Linked DNA regions of Mus musculus: region 1 is linked to region 2. A link is a loop called in an ENCODE intact Hi-C map of the cell type or tissue named here. Cell type or tissue: left cerebral cortex. All regions are shown on one strand.

Region 1 (2,500 bases), 110 kb after region 2:
TCACAGTTTGAGTATGACATGTTCAGATATGGGCCTTTGAACATGTGCTATTTACATCTATTGGCTGAGAGGATGTGTAAAGTATTTTCAACAGATTTTTTTTCTTTAAATGTCCTTTCTTTTCTAGGAATGACATGTTATGTTTAATTATGTCCCACAGATCTTTGCAGTCCTGTTCTTTTTCATTGTTGTCTTCTTGCTGATGCTCAGACATGGAAATCTCATTTGGCCTACTTCAAGTTTCCCAATTTTCCCTTTTGCTTGATCCTGTTTGCTGTTGTATCCTTCCAGTGAACTTCTTATTTTAATTATACTTTTCAACTCCTAAATGCCCACCTACTTCTTTTTAAAGTAACTTGTATCCCTTTATAATTATTGTCTATTTAATGAGACATCACTCGTCTTTCCCTTGATTCTTTAAAAGTGATTTTCTTGGTTCTTCAACTATATTTTAAATAGACTTCTTAAACTCTTTATCTGGGTAAGTTCAACATCTAGGCTTCCCAACAGATACTTTCTATTGCTTGCTTTCCTCCACCTTGTACTTCTATAGTTTCTTGTATCTTTGCATGGCTCATCACTTTTTGTTGTTATAACCAAGAGACTTCATATAACACAATGTAGATGCCCTAGACATGAGCTGTTCTTTCCTCCCCTGGATGTGTTCTTTGCTTTATTGAATTCTCTGAACATATTCTGTAAGGTCTGCATCCTTTGGTGTGCTCAGTTACTTTCGTCAATGATTGGGTAGAGATTTCCTTAAATACTTGGAACTTGTAAGTTATCCTGTCTATGCAGAGGTTCTTTGTGTATGCTTTCAGAACTCAGCCAGGCAATTGGTTACCTGCTGGACTTTCATTCCATGCTTCCGCAGAAAGCGTAAGACCCTTTTCTGGGTCTGTGCCTGAGTGTGGGCACCTCACAGTCCTGCAAGCATATAGTCTCATAGATTCCCAGTAACTGGTCAGAGCTTTCTGAAGCTCCTATGAAGTTTCTCATTCTCCAGTTATTCAATTTATTGTTTTTGTTTAGCCTATTGTTCTCCCCAAATTTTATCTGCCACCAAAGTAGTCCCAAAGTTTCACAACTGCTTGTAAATGCCTTGACAAATATTCCCCAGAAAAAAAGACTCAGCAAAAGGCCTTCTGTAGTGGATAAGTTGGGAGTCACGTAATAAAACAGCCTTGCAAGTGGCAGCTTCCAGAGACTCCCCAGATAAGATGAATAATGTCAGTTCTTAGGCCTTGAAGGTCATCTTACCCCATCTGTGTCTTCATGCTGTCAGGATGGTTTTTTTTTTTTTTTTTACCATGGTTGTGGGCTGTCAATTTCCCAAACTATCACAACATTCTAATAAGGAACATGGAAATGGGGCAAGAATCCACAAAAGTCATTGCTTCAACTCACACTTAGCCTTCTTTCTTTGTGTATGTGTGTGTGTGTGTGTGTGTGTGTGTGTGTGTGTGTGTATGTGTGTATGTGCATATGTGTGTGCACCTGTGGAGATCAGAGGTCAATGTCGGGTGTCCTTTTTCCATCACTCTCATGCCTCTCACTGAACCTAGAGCTCACTGATCTGCTATAGACTAGCCAGCCACAAAGCCAGAGGATCATCCGGTCTTCCCCTCACAAGCTCTGCGATTAGAGGCATATGCACCGTGCCAAACTTTTCACAAGGGCGCTGGAGATCCAAACTCAGATCTTCATGTTTGTAAAACAAACTAATTTTAAAATCCAATCGAGTCATCTTCCTAGTCCCTTAGCCTTCTTTCTCGAACAAATGATCCCTCAATTACTACAAGCCTTTGACTAATTAAAAAAGTTCTGAAAAAAAAAAAGGTTGTTTCTGACCATGCTTTCCAGCTTTCCTGTTGCTTTTCTGATGGAGAGGTGTTCAGTCTCTGCTCCTGCCTCTGCCCTCTACTGCCTTATTAAACTGGCACCACCACTTCCCCACAAATCCCAGCACTATCAGACAATCTCAGGGCACTGGGCCAAACTTGCCAGCTCCCTTCCCAGCTCCTGCACCGACAGGTAAGGAGTCCCTGAATCCTCAACTCCACCGTCCAAACTTCCTTAGTTCCCTTAGTTCCTGGAATTGCCTCGTACACAGCTCCCAAATCTTCACCCAGCCAGGTCACTACCAGAGAGGTGATGTGCATTGTCAAAGCTCCCACCCAGCTGTGGGTGGGGTTGGAGGACAAAGCAGAGCCGGGCTGTGGGGCTGGGTGGTGTACCAGCCTCCTCCCAGACCAAAGCATTCCTCCCTGCTCCTTAAAGGAAGTAAACAACAACCACACAGCTTCAGGAACTCCCTGGAACTGACCAGACTCACTCGGCCCCTCCCTACCAGAGGATTCCGAGCCCAACTGTCAAGACAACTCCAGACCAGCTGCACTACAAAGATTCTGAGAGGAGAAAAGCTACGAAGAAGATTCAGACAAGAAGAGCCATCTGAAAGAGGTTCAAAGCCCACTGAGCCACCTAGAAAGGACATTCT
Region 2 (2,500 bases):
TGAGATGGGCATGTATGTCATGGGCCAAGAAGGGCCCACATGACTCTTCTCTCCTCTGTCTTCCTCTGTTAGAGTTGCAGTTTCAATGGCAGGAGCCTTGGCAGATCCCTGTGGCAGAGGGATCTTGAGAAAGACACAAGTACACTCATCACATGAACCCAGGGCTTTAACCAGAGGAGGAGAAAATCTCACACACCTTACCAAGGTCATTGGCCTTGCCAAACAGCAAGACTTATGATGTTGGGCAGGTCAGCAACGCGGTGTTATTGGCAATGAGGGTGCTCGCTCTGTGCTAGGCACCACGGAAGCCTGTGGAACTGAGCTGAGACCCCAGTGATAAAGGGCAAGGGGCCCTCAACTGACACAAAAGTGTTGCCATGGAAACTTAGACAAACTGCAATTACATCCTGTCACCGGAGTGCAAAGCTGGTTTTCCTTGCAAACAGAATTTGTGGGCTGAGATACCTTGCAATGGGGGTTTTGCCATTTTCTAGCTGAGGAAACCCAGGAATTGCTCAGGATAATACAGAGTCAGGAGGCAGAGACCTCCCACTATTGTCCCCTCCTCACCCCAACCCAGAGTGCCAGTGCAGGGCTTGTCTGTGACCAGCAGCAGGAGATGAAGCCATGGCCTGGCTTCCATCGGATTCAACATAGCAGGAGTGGCAGGCACCACAAAAATAAAGTCTGAGAAGACAAAAGTACCAGGAGGCCTGTGCGAAGCAAAATTGTTCCCAATGCCAGAAGAGCTTACAGATCTCTCAGCCTGACACCTGCAGTTTCCCTGGAGACCCTGAGACTACAAGGGGCAGGGACTTCTTCAAGGGCAAAACAAAGTTCTAAACCTAAGGAAACCCCTACTAGAGCCGAAGCACCCCTTGGAAGACACTGAGAGAACATGCTGAAGGCAAAAGACCCAGCAATCTGCTAGAGTGCCCTCTAGTGTCTCTATACTGTTATGGCATCTTTTGAATTTTCATAATTAGACTTTAATCGCATCTTTATCATTAGACAGAACAATGGTGTCCCCTCAAGGTCATAGGCATAGAAACACCAGTGCTCACCTTATGAACGAAAAGCCAAGACTCCTGGAGTTTGGACAGTGCTGCTCCAGAAAGATCCAAGCACAATGGTTCTTGAACTTGACTGTATCAAAGTTAAGTGGTTGGTTTGGGTCCAAGTCTGAAGTGAGCACACTGGGCATTTCCCATTTCACAGTGTCTTCCTTGCTACAGTTTCCTTTCCCTGAGCAAAGGAGCTGCCCACCAGGCACATGCTGTCTGGTCCTGGCTTGGTCCTGGTTCAGCCGGGCCAGTTAAGACAAACCTTTGGAAAGCGACCTTGGATGAGTGCTGGTGTTTGGGACTGTGCTCGGTAGCTAAGGACAGTGGCAGGTCGGGTGGTGCAAGGGTCTTCCCCAAGGAAAAGTGGCCACTGGTGGGCCCTGGCAACTTTTCTAGCAAATGCTAGCCCTCAAAACACCTGACTTTTGGGGCACACGTGGAGCCATCTACACTCTGGCTTGAGCAGATAGATCCACCATATGCCCCTGATCTTAGCGACCACTGGTCCAGATCGAGGCCTGTGCCCCAACAGAAACCATCTCGGAGTTTTCCTTTTCCTTAACTCACTAGGGGTGTGTGTTGTTTTTGTGTGTATGTGTGTTGTATTTTGTATATTGTATGTGAGTGTATGTCTTGTTTGTGTGGTGTGGTATATGGTATGTGGTATGTGTGTGTGTGGTGTAGTGTATGTGATATTTCATGCATGTTTTCTTTTCTGCTCTTTGGACCTATGCAGCTGTGGATGATGGAGGCTGGCGAGTGCTGCACAAACCAAGAACCTTCTGAGAGTGAAGAGCACACAGTGGCAGAGCCAGGAGCTACATCTGAGTTGGAAAGGGAGCCTCCATCACCTGGCCTGCCCCACCACAGAGGCCCTGTGCACTCTCCTCATTTCTCAAGGCATTTTGAGTTAGCTTTTCTGTCACTTACAACCAAATGACTTCTGACTAATACAGAAGCAGAGAGAGAAAGAGAAATAAACAAATGAGACGCAGAGAGAGAGAGAGAGAGAGAGAGGAGCATTAGCCAGGAATCTCACAAGCTCCAAAAGGCAGCAAGACTTCTAAGGGCCGTCCAGGCCCTCCCGGGGCTTGGCTTCCTTATGGCTCTGAAGAAAAGCACTTTTCCACTCTCGCTAATGCTTCTCTGTCAGCCTGTAATCAGAAAAGACCTAGCTCGATAGACAGCAAAAAGACCCTGGTGGGTAACTAGGCTTCTGCAAGACAGAGGGGCCTGCAGTACCACCTGCTCCACTGCCCTCCATGGCACTCTGGGAAAACCCTGGGTCCTTCTTCATGTCAGGTGAATCTTGGCCTGAAACCCTACCCTACCCTGGATCAGACACAAGCTTATAAATACGCACATTTGGGCTCTAATTGCAACCTCATGGGCTTTTTTGGAGCATCAGAGTCAACCCCATGTGATCCCCCTGAACA

Evidence for each region. Hi-C counts contacts between places; a loop is a spot of excess contacts. Peaks named below come from ENCODE experiments on the same cell type or tissue, not always from the same donor. Only the 100,000 strongest peaks of a DNase experiment are listed, where the experiment ranks them.
Region 1: it touches region 2 in a loop (4-fold over the local background); 26 of 42 quality-filtered maps call a loop at or near these places.

Annotation. Positions count from the first base shown.
Region 1 is chr2:151,751,327-151,753,826 of GRCm38, reverse strand. It overlaps 4930556L07Rik (RIKEN cDNA 4930556L07 gene), which reads left to right and starts at 2,362. Exons shown (of 3, transcript NR_138569.1): 1 at 2,362-2,463. In left cerebral cortex, no CTCF peak of the experiment used is centred here; no DNase peak of the experiment used is centred here.
Region 2 is chr2:151,860,882-151,863,381 of GRCm38, reverse strand. The region is part of intron 1 of Rspo4 (R-spondin 4); the gene reads right to left. Among named protein-coding and RNA genes, the nearest start is that of Rspo4, 19 kb to the right of the region's middle. In left cerebral cortex, a CTCF peak has its summit at 946 (motif pointing left); a DNase peak (open chromatin) is centred at 897.